Linked DNA regions of Homo sapiens: all the other regions are linked to region 5. Evidence: chromatin contacts called from ENCODE Hi-C or POLR2A ChIA-PET data. All regions are on one chromosome and are shown on one strand. The core of a region is the stretch at or near the end of the contact, and the rest is flanking DNA. Distances in the headings are between cores, read along the strand shown. Region 1 overlaps MAML2 (mastermind like transcriptional coactivator 2). Region 2 holds the start of CWC15 (CWC15 spliceosome associated protein). Region 3 holds the start of JRKL (JRK like). Region 4 holds the start of FAM76B (family with sequence similarity 76 member B). Region 5 holds the start of CEP126 (centrosomal protein 126).

Region 1 (4,179 bases), core at 778-3,277, 5.7 Mb before region 5:
ATGCGTGGTGCACAGATCCACAGCATAGGTACCAACAGAAAGCACCTTTCAAATACAGACTCCCAGCCCCTCCCCAGACCTACTGGGTCAGAATCTGCATTTTAACGAGACCTAGGATTTATTTACACCTTACAGTTTGAGGACCCCAAGTGTATAGAACCCACAAATTCTCCCATTCTGATAGACAGCATAGTTTACTTTCTTACTTTAATAAGCTGCATCACATACCTGCACACTAGAGGAAATTATACAGCAATAAAGCATAATTAGGTTTTGCTCCTAAATGAATTAAATATTAGCTTTTACAAATTGCCTATCAAATCACAGGAGAATCAAAGTACTTTTTTGAGTCCCTAGAAAGAACAGATACACAAAAGTGTACTATAAAAGTGGGATGAAGGCCGGGTGCAGTGGCTCACGCCTGTAATCCCAGCACTTTGGGAGGCCACGGTGGGCGGATCACCTGAGGTCGGGAGTTTGAGATCAGCCTGACCAACATGGAGAAACCTTGTCTCTACTAAAAATACAAAATTAGCCAAGCGTGGTGGTGCATGCCTATAATCCCAGCTACTCAGGAGGCTGAGACAGGAGAATCTCTTGAACCCGGGAGGTGGAGGTTGCGGTGAGCTGAGATTGTGCCATTGCACTCCAGCCTGGGCAACAAGAGTGAGAATCCGTCTCAAAAAAAAATGTGATGAAAAGAGGGGCAGATGCAATGATAATTATTTTGTGAATGTTGGCTACTATGTTAAGTAACTCACATGCATTTTATTTTCACAACTCCACTATGTAGGAAGTAGCATTATCCTCATTTTACAGATGAGAAACCGATAGAGAGAGCTTGAAATCACTTTCTCAAGGCTACATAGTAGGTGAGTGTTAGAGTGGCAGTTTGAACCCAATAGCCCCTGGCTTTAGAGCCGGGCCCCTTAACAACTATTAGCCAGTGTATCTCATAGAGAGAAGCTTTTTACACAGAGGCTACCATATGCACAAATATCACAAGCACAGTATGATTTGGTAAATGATACTGAATTCAAAGACACAAGTTTCACTCATTTTAAAATTGTGACTCAAACAAATGTGAATAGTGCCTAGAGGCTTCCTTGCTACTGAACTGTGGTCCATTTTTTGAACATTCCTGGTGCCCTGAGTAATGTACCTTTAACCTTATTTGAAATTCCCAGTATCTTCAGTGGGTGTCTGAGGGGTCTTTCTTACCTCTGTGAATCAAGTTGTCTCTGCACATTCATTTGGATACTTTCTCCCCATCTTTTTTAGAAGCTAAGTGTGATAGCTAAATGAGATAACATATAAAATGTGGCACATAGCAGATGATTAATAAAAGCCACTGTTATTCCAGATTGCTGGTTTTCTCAGACTTTCAAATTAACTCATTACCTAGATGCCAAAAGAAATATATTTGGTATTTTCTTGACACTTAGTAGGTATTCTAGAAATATTTTATTTTAAACAGATGAATGAATAAACAAAAGAATTGAGGTATAAACGTAGCTTCACTTAAGGAATCACTGCTGATCCTATCCCAGGTTGTCTTGGAAGTAAATGCTTGAACTCCCAGCATCATTTATCCAAAGTGAGTAAGAAGTTTTAAACAGGCCGGGTGCGGTGGCTCACGCCTGTAATGCCAGCACTTTGGGAGGCCGAGGGTGGTGGATCACAAGGTCAGAAGATGGAGACCATCTTGGCCAACATCTCTAGTAAAAATACAAAAATTAGCTGGGCATGGTGGCATGTGACTGGAACCCCAGCTACTCGGGAGGCTGAGGCAGGAGAATCGCTTGAACCAGGGAGGCAGAGGTTGCAGTGAGCCGAGATCGTGCCACTGCACTCCAGCCTGGCGACAGAGTGAAACTCTGTCTCAAAAAAAAAAAAAAAGTTTTAAATAACTGTCGTGTTTAGGAATGTCCACCTATTACTGTTCTTCTCCTCTGCTCTGATATTTTTCACTCCAGTCTATGGACTAAGCACTCCAGAAGAGGTGTCTGCTTCTGACTCCAGCACTGTGCATACTGATTCATTCGGCTGGCATTTGGCCTGGCCTTCATGTGGCAGAGGTATCTTTGGCCTATGGTTAAATGGAGTTGTCCCTCTGATGTTTCTGACTTGGCAATGAAATCTCAGTAACCAGAATCATCACTACAGCACCCTGCTATTTAATCTTTGCTGGAAAGTGATGAAAACAGACCTCACTTGTATGAGAACTCTTAGGTTTAGTGAAAGCAATGTGAGAAGTCGCCAAGTTTGTGCTTTGAAACAAGCACATGTTTGAAACCTTAGGTTTCTTTTTCTTAAGCTTTCCCAAGTTGGAAGCTTATAACACAGACATGAAAGTCTGATTTAAGCAGTTCCTATAACCTTTCTAATTTCAGATTTTAAAACTGCTTTTGCTTGAATAGAAAATGGAAAGCCAACACATCTCTCTCTACCCCCATCCTTCCCTGAATAACCTAGATACTTAAGCAATCCTTCCCTTCCCTGGGGCTGTGACTGTAGAGTATTATTTTATTGACTCATAATTAAGAACTTCTGATGAGAAAACCAGTCAACAGAGAAAAATGGCTTGGGGGTCCCACAAGCAAAGAGAAAGCCTGTATGTCCCTATTATGGCAAGTACAACAGGCAGGAATGAGGAGATCTTACAAAAGAAAATCTTTTTGAAAACGTTAAGTCCTTTAAAAAATGAACTTTATGTCCTTTTTGAGGAAGTCAGTTTTTTTTTTTCCTTTCCCATAATGTAATGAAAACGTGAGTGGTAGTTTGAGCTGCTGTAAGATTCAGGGAGTGTATGAGAGAGTGAAATTGTGTGTGGGAGGGGACTGACAATGGAAAGTTGGTGGTGAACACAGAGTGTGGGCAGAAGGAAAAAAGCACATGTGAAACATCTCTGAAAGGAAGTGTCACAGGAAAAACTTTTGAGGCAGCATTCTATGGGGCTGGTCAGAGCACCACCAAAGCTGCTGTGCATTTGTTCAACATTAAAAAAAAAATTCTGCTAAACAAATAAGCAAAAGATTTCAAATGTCCAAAGAGCCACTGAGGAGAAACCATTACTCTTTTAACTGAACAAATATTCCTGGAATTCAGTCACATCTTATTAGTAAAGAGAAGCTTCTAGCTCAATGCTAGAAACTGTTTTGTTTTTTTTTTTCTATATCTGGTTCCACTCATGGAAATGACCACCTCTGCACCCATTATTCACCGGCCATATCTAGTTTAATACAAGAGGTGATTTGCCTCTTGGTGCCTTGAGGTATGATTTGATGAGAGTTTGGTAATGCATATAAAATGGATTTCCATTATCCAATTATAGCCAATAGGACCTAATCTGACTTCTCTGAACAATTTTTTAAACAAGTAGCCATTTTGTATGGCACAAGTTTCGTGCTTATAATTTACTTCCTAGGAAATCTTTATGTATTAATGTAGTGTTTTTACATACCAATAGTTACTCCTAGAAGAGAATAGACTTTTAAGACTCATTTAAAGTGGATGCTTTGAATTCTCCATTTGAAATACCTGAAATAAGCTTAAACACTATTGCGGGATAGACTAGAAAGAAAAGTAGTCTCTTACCACTATGACTAATTTCAGGTAACTGAAAATCTACAGCTTTGAAACTGCAGCACTACTAGTTAATTTGCAACAGCAAATCTGTTTTTCTTCTGACAGATTTACTCATTCATGTCATGTTTCATTATATTCATTCTGTGGACATACAACATAAGCTATTAGAATGTGAAATCTACTTGCTACTTTGTTTGTTGGGCATTTTGTTTTGGTTGTTTAGATCTGATTGTAGGTGTCCTTGCTGAAATATTCAGGAACATCTGTGGGAAGCTAATTCTTCATTCAGAAAAGAATCCATCACAAGAGGAAATAGCTTTAAAAACTGGAACTGGGATACTTATATTTTTATTCAGTTGGCTTAATTTATTATTCTAAAATATTGAAGAGGACTAAAAGAATTTTTCTTCTAAAGTTCAGAGCCAAAGAATCTAGGATTGTATATGGCTGAAGTTAAAAGTAGGTGTCACTAGATGACACAAAGATAAAAAAAATCTTAATTCCTATTTTTTTACTCCCTTTTTCAAGGAATGATTTCACACTGAAAATTTGTTAAGAGGAAACTTTAAAAGCCAACATGGATGAAGACAT
Region 2 (3,994 bases), core at 616-3,115, 6.9 Mb before region 5:
CAATCACATATTTTCCTATAATAAGGCTTTACAGTGATTAAAATGTCTTTAATTTTTATTAGGATTATATCAACTCAGAACTTAACAGTAATACTTTTAATATACTGACTGGTGCTCATAGTGCATACTCTGAGGCATTATTATTTCTATTATTTATTGTTCTATCTACATATGAAAATTCCTGGTTAGTAGGAATTTCACATTTTAAAATCACAGCAGAATTTTAGTGTTAAACATCCTATTGCATTCTATTCCTATGAAAATAGATAAGTGACATAACTCAAACATACTACTATATCATGACCATGCCATTTAACAGATCTGGTCTTGTTTTGTGAACAATAAAAAAAGAAAGTCTTACTACCTGTATTTTATCTTTGTATGAGAGGGTAGGTCTCTGCTTGAATACTGCTTTGAAAGTTGGCTCAAATCACCTTCTCCTTTTCCCCTTCCACCTCTGGCAGGTTCAAAGGTTGGCCTGGCTGCTGTTGTCATCTTTTATGCTTTGAAGAAAAATATAATCAAGTTATTTCCAACATTACAAACACTCATTTTATAGAGTATTAATCAATATCCATACTGGTAAAATAAGTTCTAAAACTCATTCCCCAAAACCTGCTTAATCTTCTTAAACAAAAGTTTTCAAGAAAACAAATTATGAGGCTTAGGCTGTACAAGGAATATGGCTTCTCAGGCTTGCCTTAGTACAAAAAATTCTGTCATGAAGATCTGAGTTTGCATCCCTATTCTCCTTCTGACTATATGGGCTTGAGCAAGTCACCTGGCTTAACTTTGTCATCTGTGGAATGGAGATATTCCTCATAGATTATAAGAATTATGACACTTGACATGTCAAAACCCTAGTAAAATACAGTACTGCCATGACTGAGTTTTAAAAATTTCCAACTCAACCTTACTCTACCAGACTCTGTAAGGTTTGCATTTTATCTAAACTTCACACAATAGCAAATAGGCTAGTAGAAACAAAAGCTAAAAACAAACAAAAAATATCACTGACAAAGTTACTAAATGTCCCAGAGAAAAGTGTGTTAAACTTCAATGACAGTTACACAGAAAAAAATTCTTAAACAACCGTTTGTTGAGCCAATTTTCTCCTACAACAGGCATCATACTATAAATTAGATCGTTTGTGGGTTATAATTTAAGGCCTGTTCAAAAAAAACAGGAACCTCACCCCCAGAGGATTCTGATGCCAAAAATCAGGGACTCATTCCTCAAGTTACTTTCTGCTTGGAGCAGTCACAAGAATACTGTGCAGCAGATGCAGTCACTAAAACCCTGTTAGTGTCGGAAAAGCAAGTGTGTGGGGAGGGTGGGCGAATTGGGAGGATTTTTTGGGGGGGGGGCGATGCTAATTCTCTCAACTTTCAAAAAGGGTAGAGACATGTATACAAAGAAGAAAACAGGGTTATCTGGCGCTGGGGGCGCCGCCCCTTCCCACACACCCACGGAATTATCACTCCGGCCTCCCGTGAGCTAGTCTTTGGCTATAACCAGAAACTCGCTGCCTCTTCACCCGTGCCCAGCACTGCAGGGGTGCGAAGGGTAGTGAAGGGAGGACCTGGGGTTCGCTTTACGCAGTAGGCGAGCTGCCTGTACGCTGCGATCTCCTCGGCGGGCCCAAGAGCTCCAGACGCGCCTGACAGGCACTCGGTTCCGCCCCTAGCCCGCTGCTCCAGGGCCTCCACCGCCCGCGCTCTGCACTCTGCCGCCGACTCCGACCCCAACTGCCCTTTCCCGTCCCATCGCGATAAGAAAGATAATCTCCTATCCTCTTGCCGCTCACACTGGCCGAGGTCCGATGCAGCAGGCTCCGAAGATCATACAGACGCCATTACCACTCTTGGCTCCCAGAAACCTCTGCGCCCAGAGCTAGCGCCTACGACCCGGAAGCAAAATCCAAGCGCTTCGGGGGCGGAAGCAACGACCAATCCGCAGTGGCCGAAGTGGAAGTCGGCGTAACGGCACTAAGGGGCGGGGCCGAAGCGGCCCAGGGGGCGGGCGTTTGAAATCAGTGCCTTAGAGTAGACCCTAAACCTCATTTTATACCTTCAAGAACCAATTACTTAATGTCTCTTCCGTCTTTTCCGTCCCCGACCCCCTCCCAGACTCCTTCATTCCGGTACTGCGTGGACGGAAAGCCCCGGGTAGCCGACACCACGTCCCCGGCTAGCGGGAGAGAGCGTGGAAAAGGATTACACCAAACTGTTTAAATCCAACGACTCCTGCTTCCATCCTTTCTCCTGAGCTAGAACCAACAAACCTAGAGAGTTGGGCTTCGGAAAAACTAGTGTTTTCATTTAATTGGATATGAAGAAAGAACAAATATGTACGGGGCAACCACGATCTTTACAAAGGTACCATTCCTGCAAAAATATTAACACTTCAAAGCAAAGGTTGTATTCGTAATGTTTGCTAAAATTTCTTATTTAAAAAACGTTAGTTTTAGTGGGAGGGGAGATGTCAGTATTTACGAGAGCGTTTACAATGGTGGGCCCAACTACCAGGAGCACAAGATGTAATTATTAAGATGGCTACTTAAGTGTTAAGTTTTAATAAGACAACGAAAAGTAGAAAACCCGAAAACCAAAAACCTACCAGTCGTCTCTCCTCCCTTCCATAAAAACAAATTCTGAGAATAGAGATCTTGGTTGTTTAGCTCATCTTGGTATCTCATCACATAGACCTTGACGTATAGTAGCTGCTCAATTAATATTTGTTAAACAAATGAAAATTCAACTTCCCCAACTTAGTTTAAAATGTAAGGAACTCACAAAATTGAATATTTAAATGCTTTCTTACCCCTAAATTCTTTGCAACTTTTTAATGAAGAAAGAAAAGCAGAAAAAGCCCTTTCAGTCATAGAGTTCAAGATGAAAATCCTGATTTTTCTTACCGAAGGTATCCCTCCTCCAGTCTTAACAAGTCTCACTAAAAGACGCGATCATCATGCTAGTTACTCAAACCAAAATCCCGGAGTGCCTACTTAAATTCCTTTTCATTCACTCTTCACATACGGTTCATTTACAGGTCTTAACAATTCTACTTTTAAAACTCACCCGCAATTTTATTCTACTGCCACTACCCTTGCCTTTGCCAACACCATCTCCTACCTGGATTGTAATTGCTTCCTATTATATCTTCCTGCGTCATCTTTTATCCTACAGTCAGTGTTGCATATAGCCAAGAGAGTGATCTTTTAAAATTAATAAAATGGTGTTACTATCCTGTGTACAATTTCACTGCACTTAGAATAAAAATCACATTTCTTAATGTGACCTGAGACCCCACGGAGTCTGGTTCCTGCCTACCTTCCAGACTTCACTTCCAATCAGTCACTCGCTTACGCACTAAGCTCTAGACACAGCCAAGTGGGCATTTCTGTTTTATAAAACAGGGCAAGATTCCTTCTATTTTAGGGCCTTTGCACTAGCTTTTCTCTGTTGCCTGTGCCCCAAAGTAACTGTATCACCATCCTTCATGTCTCAGGTATCACAGTGAGGTTTTCCTACCCCCACCCCTCCAACACTTGTGTTTGTACACCATCACATCACCCTGTTTCATTTTTCATACCACTAAACATTACCAGAGTCTATTCTATTCATTTTTTATTTCCATGTCTCTCAGGAGACAGCATGCGAAGGTCATTAAGAGAAAAGGATCTTCAGCCTGCCCATTTTTGTTCTAAATTCCAGTTCTGCCCTTTCCTAGCTCTATAACCTTAGGCAAGTCATTTTCCCTTTCTGTGCTTTCAGTTTCCTCACGTGTAAAATGGGCGTAATTCTAGTCCCTAACTTGTAATACTACTCTAAGGATTAAGTGAATTAATACTTGTAAAGTGCTTAGAACTGTCTCAGCAAATAGTACTTGCTAAATAAATGTTAGCTATTATTATTATTATTAATATTATTTTTATTATTATTGTCTATCTTCCTATATTAGAACATAAGTTCCAGGAAAGCAGGAACCTTGT
Region 3 (3,752 bases), core at 1-2,500, 5.5 Mb before region 5:
ATTATTTGAAATTCTACCAGGAGGGATCCATTCTTGGGTGTAAAACATCACTCCTCTTCGATGTTTTCTTTTATATGGCAGTTTGGAGAGCAAAGATTAATAAGCCGAAAAATAATTATTGAATATCTACCAAAATGCAAGCACCTGCTAGGAACTGTGCTGCCACCATTTCAAATAAACATGGTCTCTGCTCCCAAGGAGCTCACAATCTGATGAAATTACTAGGGACACCAAAAACAAGCCAGCATAATACACGATTTGAGGGCTACAGTGTATGATTAAGATCAAGTTCTTATCACACTGCTATGAATAAATTTATCATAGTTCTTCTATTGGCAGGAAAACAAGACAGAACATGACAGAAATAGGATATAAGAAAATAAACATAAAGAGAGGAAAGCCTATTTCCCCCACTTAGAATCACAGTCCAACAGTCCACAATTTCGCAAAGTGGATCCTGCCAGCATGGTATCCGGGATAACTATATTATTCATTAAAATCCGTTAACAATGAAGGTTAATGCAGCAGGAATGAGTGGTAGACAGTGGAATAGATCCTCTCAGGAATTAACACCCGGAAGGGTGACTTTCATGATTACAAACCTCTTTGGCGGGACGCAGGAACCCAGCGCCCGCTAGCCCACTAGTCCGTCACTCTGCCTCCAGGAGGGAGGGGCACAGTAGCTAGGAAACCGGACCCTCAGGCCAAGCTTCGCGATGACGCGCGCAGGACGACGGAAACCCCCAGACCCCAAAAGAGCTCTGCACCGAGAAAACAATTACAAGGGTCTGGAAAGGCCAGAAACCCGAGAAATCACCAACCGAGCTCCCTACATCAGTTCCAAGCACCTCCCCAAGGCGGAAATAACGGGCACCGCGCCCACTGCAGCTCAGCTGAGGAGGGTTAGAGGCGCAAAGGGCTGAGGGGCGTTCTCCGGCCCACCCAAAGAGCGCCCGCGGGAATTTTTCTCTTAGTCCGCGAGGAGGCACGGCTTCCCCCGCCCCTCTCATAAACCATTAGCACCGGGAGCGCGAGCGAGTCCCAGCCGGGAGACAGCCCCGCACCGCCCTCGCGCTCTCACCTTTCAAAGCGCCTCCACCTCTGCCTCCGCCTCCGCCCCTGCCCCGGCAACCAGCTCAGGACAAGCGATGCTCCTCCCCCCCTTCCGGGGACCAAGGGAAGTCCCGCCTCTGGGTGGGGCGAGGGGTGGGGCCAGGCGGCGGGAGGGATCATCTTCCGGGAGCGTGGCTAGGGGCGGAGCGACTGCCGCGCGATAGTCAGGGAGCTGTGCGGGTCCTGGTTGCAAGAGAGGTGGGGAGAGGGGCCTGGCGGGTTTTGAGGGACTGGGAGGACTGTCCCGGCTAAAGCTGGCGCGGGAAACTGGGGCTGCGCGGCGGGAGGGCCCTGCTGCTGGGGAAGGAATCTAATATATCCGTTCCCCTGAGGAAGGGTGCCAGTCCTTGACTCCTAGGCTCTTCGGCTCTCTGTCGTAACTTTGGGGTGTGGCAGGGGTTAGTGACGCGCGGTTACCCGGGATCTGGACGTGCAGGAGGTTCGTGGCCACAATGGGGGTATAGTCTTTCTCACGGCTGCTGGGGTAATAAAACACATGCTTTTAATCCGGATTATCCGCGGTGACATGGGGCCTCCGCTACTGCCCGTATAAGTTAAAGAAAGGCCTGTTCTCTCAAACTTCCTCCTCTTTCACCTTCTTCTGCAGTCTATTTGCCAGCCAACCCCAGCCCGGGAGGGGATCAGGGCCACCAGGTTGCTGGTAAGGATGAAAGACTGAGTGTGTTAAGACTGTTGAAGTGAGCCTGTGTAAGAGAAGGAAGGATTTTGTGGATTGCTACATTGTGAGTGTGGGGTGAGTCCCAGAACCTCGCTATGTCAGGGAAACGGAAGCGTGTGGTGTTGACTATTAAAGATAAGCTTGATATAATAAAGAAACTTGAAGACGGAGGTTCTTCCAAACAACTGGCAGTGATTTATGGAATTGGTGAAACAACAGTTCGGGATATAAGAAAAAATAAGGAAAAGATTATAACTTATGCAAGCAGTTCTGATTCCACAAGTCTTTTGGCCAAGAGGAAATCTATGAAGCCATCCATGTATGAGGAATTGGACAGGGCAATGCTGGAATGGTTCAACCAGCAAAGAGCAAAAGGGAATCCCATATCTGGACCAATTTGTGCAAAAAGGGCAGAGTTCTTCTTTTATGCTTTGGGAATGGATGGTGATTTTAACCCCTCTGCCGGTTGGCTAACTCGTTTTAAGCAGCGGCACAGCATTAGAGAGATTAACATTAGAAATGAAAGATTAAATGGAGATGAGACTGCGGTGGAAGATTTTTGTAATAACTTTCGAGATTTTATTGAACGAGAGAATTTACAGCCTGAACAAATCTACAATGCAGATGAAACTGGACTCTTTTGGAAGTGCTTGCCTTCTAGGATTTCAGTAATCAAAGGTAAATGCACTGTCCCTGGGCACAAATCAATTGAAGAAAGAGTCACAATCATGTGTTGTGCCAATGCAACAGGTTTACACAAACTTAAACTTTGTGTTGTGGGGAAAGCAAAGAAACCTCGCTCCTTTAAATCAACTGACACCTTAAACCTGCCAGTCTCTTATTTCAGCCAAAAAGGTGCATGGATGGATCTTTCCATTTTCCGACAATGGTTTGATAAAATTTTTGTGCCGCAAGTTCGAGAGTATTTAAGATCTAAAGGCTTGCAGGAAAAGGCTGTGCTCTTGTTGGATAATTCACCAACACATCCAAATGAAAATGTCCTAAGGTCAGATGATGGCCAAATATTTGCTAAATATTTACCACCTAATGTGGCCTCATTGATTCAGCCTTCAGATCAGGGAGTCATAGCAACGATGAAGAGAAATTATCGTGCAGGTCTTCTCCAGAACAACTTGGAAGAAGGTAATGACCTGAAATCATTCTGGAAGAAGCTAACTCTGTTGGATGCACTTTATGAAATAGCAATGGCATGGAACTTAGTAAAACCAGTTACCATTAGCAGAGCATGGAAGAAGATTCTCCCTATGGTAGAGGAGAAAGAGAGCCTGGACTTTGATGTTGAAGATATTTCTGTGGCTACTGTGGCTGCCATTTTACAACACACCAAAGGATTGGAAAATGTGACTACTGAGAACCTTGAAAAATGGCTTGAAGTAGACAGTACTGAACCAGGCTATGAAGTGTTAACTGATAGCGAAATCATCAGAAGAGCACAAGGCCAGGCAGATGAATCCAGTGAAAATGAGGAGGAGGAAATAGAACTAATTCCAGAGAAACATATTAATCATGCAGCTGCCCTCCAGTGGACTGAAAATTTATTGGATTATCTAGAACAACAAGGTGATATGATTCTACCTGATAGACTGGTAATACGTAAACTTCGAGCCACCATCAGAAATAAACAGAAGATGACAAAGTCAAGTCAATAATGTCATTTCAATTTTATTGTTCTGCTCATTGTGTTTGTGACAAACTCTTTGCAATATGGCTTAATTTTCTTTGTGTTCTGAATTCTCAGACTTGGTCCTGTGAAATACAGGCACAAAATGTATCTGAAGTGGTTTGAGGATTATGTGTTTTCATCATCTGTGTCTTTTGTCCTTTTATTTGTACAGATAATCAGAAGATGATACTGAATAGATATAAATTACATGTACACATGTATTCACTTTTTAGAATCTGCAATTATACCTTCTGTAACAGTGGCATTCCCTTAATT
Region 4 (3,941 bases), core at 1,287-3,786, 6.1 Mb before region 5:
TTTTTCGAGACGCAGTCTCGCTCTGTCCCCCAGGCTGGAGTGCAGTGGCAGGATCTCAGCTCACTGCAAACTCCGCCTCCTGAGTTCACGCCATTCTCCTGCCTCAGCCTCTGGAGTAGCTGGGACTACAGGCGCCCACCACCATACCCGGCTCATTTTTTTTTTGTTGTATTTTTAGTAGACATGGGGTTTCACCGTGTTAGCCAGGATGGTCTCCATCTCCTGACCTTGTGATCCGCCCTCCTCGGCCTCCCAAAGTGCTGGGATTACAGGCGTGAGCCACTGTGCCCAGCCAGCAGTACATATTTTTTTAAAAGGTCCAGCTTTATGAAAAATATTAACTGGTAACAATGACATGAAAACATAAGACATACTTACCGTCCCAAATTGCTTCACATTTTGAGCACACTTCTTACAAATTGTGTTAGTTTTGCTGAAAAATAAATTGTATATAGATCATGTTTATGTAGCTTTCTAAAGTAATTAGCACAATGTCAAAATAAAATGAGTCAAAGATTTGTTGTACTTAAAACTTTAATAAGGACCACGGATTTTTTTCAAATATACAAGGATATTTTCAGAGTTGTTTTACCCAAATTAACTTATGACAAATGTTTTTATACATTTTTATTGCATATTACTTTTTGTAAACAAAACATCTTAATGTTTCCTATATAGCTCCAAAATCTTCACACTTGACACTATTACTGCACAGCATTACAATACCAGTGCCTACCTAACCTTCCACTTGGCTACTGTCCAACATTATAATGCCCACACCTATTTATGAAGAAATTATTTGTTCTTTTCTGAGGCTACTTTCTGTATATACTCTCAGAGTGGAACTGTTAAAAATGTTACGTACTACTCCTCTTCTATGTAACAAATTATTAGATTTTCACCTTGGAAGGCAGTTGGTAACACTACAGACCTTTCCTCAGATCCATTAAGGCTTTACCATTTTTTTTTAGTTTAACATAACTGTTTACATTTGCATTTTCATTAGCAAGGCTGTACATTTTCCATGTAGTATTATTCCTTCTCTCATATAAAGTCTAACTGTAAATTAACCACCACTGGTTTTTTTCGCAACATTCTCTCTCCCACCATGTATAAAAGGTTTACAACTTAAAATTTCTGGGGCTAAACCATTTTTTAAAAATACTTTCATAAAAACATGGGATTACAACCCCCAAGTATTCCATAAAGACAACACTTGTCTTTAACAGTCAAAAACTATTCAGTATACAAACCTCTCTTGTTGAAATTCTGATCTGCAGTAAGTACATTTTACAATAGGATGTGCAATCCGACATTCCTGTAATAAGACAATACATTAGTCAGTATCTTTCTGAAAGTCCCAAATCTCACTTTTCTGGTAGAAAACTGTTTACCCAACCTAGTGAAAGTCTAAAACATTTATAAAACCTGGCCCCAACGTAAAGAACTGGATGCTTTATCATATAAGTGGCCAATCACAATATAATTCCTTAGGGAAGGCACAGGTGTCTTTGTCTTTAGTAGACGTGGGGGTATATTACAGACAAATTAAGAAAGCTGTCAGGGCCTATTTCAAGGATTGGTTAAATGTGAAACTACTTATTATTTTGCACCGTTGCTCACAGACAGCATCCAGGCTTTAATGGGATGGGAGGAGCTCCAAATCAGAGCATTCTGTTCCCAAACCAGTCGCTTCGCTTTCCTGGACAGGGAAGAAGGATGCCATCAGCTTTGCGGCTTCGGGTTCCTAGCAAGAAAGTGCAAAAACCGTCCCCTGCCTCCTGGTGGAAGAAGAGGACAGACCAGGCAGAAAACCGAGATGAAAACATCTCCACCCCTGGGTCTCTGCGGCATAGACAGGTGGCTGCCTCACTCAACCCCACTCCTGAGACCCCCAGACGCTGACGGGGCCCGGCACCCTCCTGGGCCGCCTGGAAAAGGGCACGATTCTGCCTCCCTTTCAGGGTCCGTTCCCAGCTAATGTTCAAGCCCCCAGAAAAAGGGGTCCCCGAGTGGGGAGGCGAGGGCTCCAGACTCCCAAACCCCTGAGGCGCCGGCGAAGAGGGGCTGCAGTGCAGCGGCTACCCGGCCCCCTCCGGCTACGGCCGAGGACACCCATCCCGCCCGCCTCCCGGAGCCCACGGACCTTGCAGAGCTGCTGGCCCTGGGAGAGCTCCTCGAAAGGATAACGCTGGGTACACTTGGTGCAGGCGTACAGGGCCGAGGCCGCCATCCTGCTCCTCAGTCTCCTCCTCCGCCGCCGCCCGCTCCGAGGCGGGGCCCTACGGAGAACCCGAGAGCCGCCGCCGCCCGGGCCGCGGGCTCCTCCTCCTCCCCCTCCCCCTGCCTCGCGCCCACCAGGGCCTCGCCGCGAGAGCCCAGGGCCCCGCGGACGACGCCACCGTCTCCCTCCGCCTCCACTTCCGCCCCAGCCCACCCAGTGACGCCGTGCCAGCCGCTCCCGCTTAGGCCCCGATAGCGGCGGAGGGAGACGAAGCGGGTAGGGGGTTGCTGTTTAGCTGTGCGGCCGTGGATCCGCTTCCTTCTCGGCCTCCCTTTCCCATCCCTGATTGGCTGCGAAGGCTATCGCGTCATTCGATGGCTCCTCCCAACTCCCAACTTCCGCGACGCAGGAAGCGCCCACAAAGGGAGGATGTCGCCGGCCAATGACATCCCGGAGCTCTCAGCGCGCGAAATCCGCTTTGAACCTGCCCCGCCCAAAGGTCTGCGGTCGCGGCTATTTCTAACAGCCAGTCCCAGGTTTGGCTGAGAGCGCCCCAATCCAATTGAGCAAATGTTCGCGAAAGGCTCGTTCTCTGCCGCAACTTTTTTTCCCTTGCTTTCTATTGGACTAAATCGTTAAGTCCCTCCTAATCCTATTTGTTATTGGCCAAAAGGTAAATACTTCACCTGGAGAGGCGTCCCCGAGGCAAATTCACGCTCTCTCCGGCGTTTAATCCGAGGGAACTCGTGGAGTGCTTTAACTTCGCCTTCGCTTTTGTTTTATCTCCATTACTCCCTTCAGTTGCCACTGGCGACACCACTACTCGCCCACGCTTCTTACTGGAGGAGGCCCGACCCTCCGTAGAATCCCCGCAGAGCCGGCCTGTAACCCCGGCGTTGTCTGCCCCAGCGGGCCCCGTTACGCGCTACCTTGTGACGTCACCAGGGAAGAGGCGGATTCTCTCCTACTACAGAAAGACGTCTGCTGTTTTGATTGGCTAGGAAAGACGTCCGTTAGGACGTGTTGCCCTTTCTGTGTAAGCTGTGAGCGTAGGCGGCCCTGAGGGGGTGTGTTGCAGGGGTTTCCAAGCCCAGCACCAGCACCCTTGCCCTTTTCCATCAGGGGTTCAGCCTAGGGTCCCCGCTGGTGGGCGGCTCCCGAGTCTTGGAGAAGAGCACGAGAACCTAGACCGCCCCCGAAGTGCGGAGACCCCCTGGGCAGGCTGAAAGATGGCGGCGGCGTCTGTCTCTGCGGCTTCTGGTTCTCACTTGTCGGTAAGAAGCAGTTGGCGCGAGTGGGCCCCACGTCGGCCCTAAGCGCCTCTTTGAGTTTCCTCACGTTTCAGGGCGCTGTCAGTCCAGCTTCTGACGCAATTCTGGAGGTCGGCGGGAATGCCTAGATTGCCCCGCGCTCCCCAAGCTTCCATTCACTGTGGCTGTGTCGAAGCTGCACCCTCTGGCTCCCAGTGAAACTGGGCTGGCCGCCCCTGTTCCCCAGCCCTTATTCACCTTTTGGCGTAGCAACCAACCCCGGTTGCCTAACATTCCCAAGGGCCGGCTGGGATAACTGCCCACTCCCTGGCCTGCAAAAATGTAGCTCTTTTGGTCACGTGGGTTCAGCGGCCCCTCTAGGAAACTCGCCAGATCAGGTGAGGCGCGCCAGTGTGTTTAAGAGACGTTGCAGAATAGTAGTCCGCCGTCTCTCGAGCGCTTACTAG
Region 5 (3,947 bases), core at 50-2,549:
AAGCTAACCATGCCTAAATATTCCAAATAGCAACTCTAATATTCTCATATTCATCTGTACTTTGCACTGCCCTACTTTACTCAGATCACCCATGGGGAGACAAACGTGTGATGACAGCAGTGGGAATAGAATCAAGGCCATTGCCTGTGGCTAGGCCAATTAAAAACTTGCCAAGATAGCCAAGTGTCCAGTTGTATACATTTAGCTTTTCATGTCAGAATTGTATATTTTATCCTGTTGGTATGCTTCTGAAGGAGAGTTCATGTGTTTTGTGTCTTAAATCGAAACTGGATTTGTTGTGGCACTTTAAAATCTGTCGCCAGTGTACATTCCAATTTGAGTCATTGCAACCAAGTTTGCAAAGATTGTTTTAAACAGTTTCAACTGGAAAAGTTTATTATTTGAAATCTTAAAATGAACAAATTAATTCACAAAGGCAGAGACATTTGAATGGTGGGTGAATAATCTTTATTTGGTCTGTACTTTCTGCTTCCAATCTGGGAATTTTTCCAAGAAAACACTGACTGAAATACAGTCAGAATTTATATATGCATTTACATTAGGCTCCAACAATAAGATTCAGCCTTTTTCAAAACTGTCACTTGCATAGCCAATAAACTAGTGTCTCAAAAATCCATTTAATTTTCCATACTTCCCAAAACCATTTCAATGCGATGATCTCTTTTGGCATATCTTCCCAAGAGATTGCTAGTTTTGCTGTGATGGTCCATTTCCAGAATCTGGCAGCAATGCGAGAACCATTAGGAGGCTTTGAAATGTAGACCTTCTAAGTAGGGCAAAGGCAAGGAAGACGACTGCAGAGGGAATGCCAGAAGCATTACCGAGTGGATGAGAGAATGCAGGGAAGGAAAATTTCCACTTCACAAAGACATTTTAAAGAGACGGTGTTTGGGGATGATGATGCCACAGAAAGACTCACAACTCAAAATCTCACAACAGGATTCAGTAGTTTAACAAATTCAACTCCAAATTGTCCCCCAGACAATCACTGCAGACTCCTCCCGGTGGCAATTGCCTGTATCTGAGGATTTTACATCTGTCTTTCGTCACTGTCGGTACTGCCACAAAAACACTCTCATAAAAAGGGAGGCAGAACTGCATCAGGCTCTAAAACAACACTCAGCTCACCCCTCGCGCAACAACCCGGGTCCCTAGGGATGCTTGGGTTGCCACCCGCCGCTCGAAGCTGGAGGGGCCGCCGGAGCCTGCGATTGGCTGCTTCGGGCACATCGTCCCGCCCCGACCTGTAGCTCCTCCCAGGTTTCCGTTGTCAAGGACGCGCCGTCGGTTGTTGTCAAGATGGCGGCTGCAGGGTTGCTGCCGCCCCATCTGCTATTGCCCGGCGAGGTCGCCGCTGCCTCAGCTGCCATCGCCGCTACAGGCACCAGTGCCGCTGCGCGGGAGCTAGGGCTGTCGAGGCCAACCCTTCCGCGCCCGTGACGCGGGGCCTGAGAGACGGAGTGTAGGGAGGGGCCGAGCAGGAGGAGGAGGAAGCCGGAGCTGCCATGAGGGAGGTTCTGGGGGCGAGCAGACAGGCGGCGCTGAAGTGAAGGATGCTGGCGGGGAGGCCCGGAACCCGGAGCGCGGTCGGGGAACTGGGCACTGAATCATCGGACAACCTCGACAGAGCCCCCCTCGGCCCTCGGGAGAGCGGCGGGCATCACCGACCTGGCTCTTACCTGTATCCTTCCCAGCCTGTGGCTGCCAGGGTAGCGATGTTGAAAACGGGGCCCATCTTTTTCCAATTAGATTCCCATTACCTTTGACGCAGGGTGATCAAAACTAGCAAGTCATCTTAGTGCAGATATTTCCTTTAGCAACTGTCGTGTCTCACCTTAGACCTGAAATTATACCATTTTATCTAATTCTGTGGCTGCTTCCCCCCATCACCCTGTTATCCTACTCCCATTCTTCAACTTTGTAAAATTTTTGTGAATTTTAAAACACATCAACTGTGTATTCTGTGGGGATATTTTTATGCCATTATGTTCTTTACTTACATATTAACTACTTCCTGATTTATCGTACTACTTGGAGAGAGAAATTACACAAATAAGTAAAATGTTTTGCTATCCTAAAGAGTCCGTTTTAACAGTTATCCTAACACAGCCCTAAATGCATTTACCAGAGCTGCTAAAGGCTACACAGTTTGGTAAGTTGTTTTGTTTTCCATCTCTGCCCAGTCTGTTGTCAGAGCGACAGAAAAGAGGAAATGAGAAACAGGGGACCTGGACGCTTTACAATCTGGATTAACTCTGACTTTTCTCGAAGAGTTGGTTAAGCCTACCTTTGATGTTGCTGTTGGTTGCATTGTAGAAAATGGAAAGAGGAGAAGTATTTTGTTATCAAAATCTGTAAATCAGGTTTATTCCTTTAGAGACTGTTGTGATGATTAGGATTTAACCTTTGTATTCCCAAAGGACTTGGTTGGCAATGATGGTGTTGTGTAATCATCTTCAGTCTTGTCAGAGATGAGTGTCTTCTCTTTCCAAGTTAACTCTGTTTTCTTATCCCCTTTGTCTCCAATTTCTAGGATGTTCTTTGTACTCTGTTACAATTTTAGCAGCAAGTCAACAATTTGTATTGAGTGCCTGCTCTTTGGCTGACTCTGTTCTAGGTTCTAGGGATACAAATCTAGTGAGGAAGACAAATGTGTATAGAGCTTCACTAAAAGTAAAATATCTCTTCTCCGATCATGCTTTCTGCAATCTTCCATCCCTTCAGTCTTTTCTTTCTTTGGGCAGGTTCTCAAAATGGTAGCTTGCAATAGCTGCTTCTAGTTCCTCTCATCTATTCATTATTAACCCCATTCAGTTTGGCTTTTGCCCTTGCTGCTCCCCAAAATTGCCCTCTTAAAGGTTACTCTGAAATGAACACAATCATTTTCTGTATGGATTTAATTCTGGCCTCTTGACATTATATTTTCTTGGACACAACTGCTATTACACGACCCTGATTTATCTCTAAATCAGAAAATAGGGAAGTATTGTAAATGGCTCATTGAGAGTGTATTTTCTGTTATTTTCATTAATAAAATGGTTGTAGGCCTCATTTTTTAAATTTTATGTGGTATAAATTTTTGATACAAATGCCAAAGAAAATATTCATAAATAGAATCCAGCAATACTTTGAATGAACACAACCAAATAGACTCTATTCCAGAATTAGAATGACATTTCCTATAAAGAAATACAACACTAAAAAAGATCCTTAAAGGCTAAATATATAGTTAAAATTAGGCAAGTTATAAATGAACATTTTAATAGATGACCAATAGACTTTGATAAAATCCAACAATGTGTGTGTGTGTGTGTGTGTGTGTGTGTGTGTGTGTGTGTGTGTGTGCTGGTTTATATATATTTTTGCTAGTTTGCATATGTGTGTATATATATGTTTAGATAATATATATTTAAATTGGAACAGAGGAATTATTTTTGAACATAATAAAGATTATAACACTAAATCAAGAACATTATGTTTGCTAGCTGGAAAAACACTAAAGTACCTTTTATATAAGTTTAATTGGAATGTTCTTTGTGTCTATAATGTTTCCCATTGGATACCTAGCACAGAGTAGGTGCTCAAATTTACATGACTAAATGAAAAAAAGGAAAGAAAGCAAATGAAAGGACCACAGCCTTAAAATAAGCAAGTATGTGGTAACATTTACATTTCAATTTCAAATATGAACATGATACTCAGAGGCCATCTGGCTTTCTGTTGAAGACATTTTCTCACTGGAGTCAGAATTTTCTGACTCTAAAGGTTATAAAACAACAAAACCTTATGAAGTTTATTTAATTAAAATTAGCTAAAGTTCTGTCATTTCAATCTCTTTTTCTCTTTTGAGAGTTCAAATAGAAATGGAATTTAAAAAAAAAAAAAAAAGGAAGGTCTCTCATGTCCCCTTATACCTGCCTTTTTTT

Evidence for each region. Hi-C counts contacts between places; a loop is a spot of excess contacts on that map. ChIA-PET counts read pairs that join two places held with the same protein, here RNA polymerase II (POLR2A). Pooled maps may share reads with other maps.
Region 1: a loop to region 5 is called in a map of B cell, with 18 times the contacts of the local background. The contact joins the enhancer-like site here to the promoter of CEP126 in region 5. A Hi-C loop is called at or near these places in 1 of 168 maps with a recorded cell type or tissue (B cell). POLR2A ChIA-PET finds 5 or more read pairs at or near these places in 1 of 52 experiments (T-cell).
Region 2: a map of CD8-positive, alpha-beta T cell shows a loop between it and region 5 (7-fold over the local background). The contact joins the promoter of CWC15 here to the promoter of CEP126 in region 5. A Hi-C loop is called at or near these places in 2 of 168 maps with a recorded cell type or tissue (CD8-positive, alpha-beta T cell and naive thymus-derived CD4-positive, alpha-beta T cell) and 9 of 50 pooled maps.
Region 3: a map of CD8-positive, alpha-beta T cell shows a loop between it and region 5 (7-fold over the local background). The contact joins the promoter of JRKL here to the promoter of CEP126 in region 5. A Hi-C loop is called at or near these places in 1 of 168 maps with a recorded cell type or tissue (CD8-positive, alpha-beta T cell) and 4 of 50 pooled maps. POLR2A ChIA-PET finds 5 or more read pairs at or near these places in 1 of 52 experiments (OCI-LY7).
Region 4: a loop to region 5 is called in a map of endothelial cell of umbilical vein, with 23 times the contacts of the local background. The contact joins the promoter of FAM76B here to the promoter of CEP126 in region 5. A Hi-C loop is called at or near these places in 2 of 168 maps with a recorded cell type or tissue (CD8-positive, alpha-beta T cell and endothelial cell of umbilical vein) and 6 of 50 pooled maps.

What each region holds. Positions count from the first base shown.
Region 1 is chr11:96,185,909-96,190,087 of GRCh38, forward strand. The region is part of intron 1 of MAML2 (mastermind like transcriptional coactivator 2); the gene reads right to left. Among named protein-coding and RNA genes, the nearest start is that of MIR1260B, 150 kb to the right of the region's middle. RefSeq lists an enhancer at 1,952-2,011. Within about 2 kb of position 2,028, at least 12 of the 41 ENCODE cell types and tissues checked have a DNase peak (open chromatin) inside an H3K27ac peak, as active enhancers do.
Region 2 is chr11:94,971,691-94,975,684 of GRCh38, forward strand. It overlaps CWC15 (CWC15 spliceosome associated protein), which reads right to left and starts at 1,866. Exons shown (of 7, transcript NM_016403.4): 1 at 1,808-1,866; 2 at 365-503. The coding sequence starts at 495. It overlaps KDM4D (lysine demethylase 4D), which reads left to right and starts at 2,019. Exons shown (of 3, transcript NM_018039.3): 1 at 2,019-2,378; 2 at 3,964-3,994. RefSeq lists enhancers at 1,143-1,918, 1,633-1,802, 2,123-2,272.
Region 3 is chr11:96,388,763-96,392,514 of GRCh38, forward strand. It overlaps JRKL (JRK like), which reads left to right and starts at 1,251. Exons shown (of 2, transcript NM_001261833.2): 1 at 1,251-1,311; 2 at 1,721-3,752. The coding sequence starts at 1,888. The coding sequence ends at 3,462. CCDC82 (coiled-coil domain containing 82) reads right to left here and starts at 1,150. Exons shown (of 10, transcript NM_024725.4): 1 at 1,082-1,150. RefSeq lists a silencer at 1,064-1,323.
Region 4 is chr11:95,787,246-95,791,186 of GRCh38, forward strand. It overlaps FAM76B (family with sequence similarity 76 member B), which reads right to left and starts at 2,537. Exons shown (of 10, transcript NM_144664.5): 1 at 2,147-2,537; 2 at 1,254-1,318; 3 at 379-433. The coding sequence starts at 2,233. It overlaps CEP57 (centrosomal protein 57), which reads left to right and starts at 3,253. Exons shown (of 11, transcript NM_014679.5): 1 at 3,253-3,498. The coding sequence starts at 3,454. RefSeq lists a silencer at 2,145-2,564 and enhancers at 3,065-3,534, 3,498-3,941.
Region 5 is chr11:101,913,711-101,917,657 of GRCh38, forward strand. It overlaps CEP126 (centrosomal protein 126), which reads left to right and starts at 1,300. Exons shown (of 11, transcript NM_020802.4): 1 at 1,300-1,702. The coding sequence starts at 1,575. It overlaps ANGPTL5 (angiopoietin like 5), which reads right to left and starts at 2,812. Exons shown (of 9, transcript NM_178127.5): 1 at 2,309-2,812. RefSeq lists an enhancer at 1,219-1,318.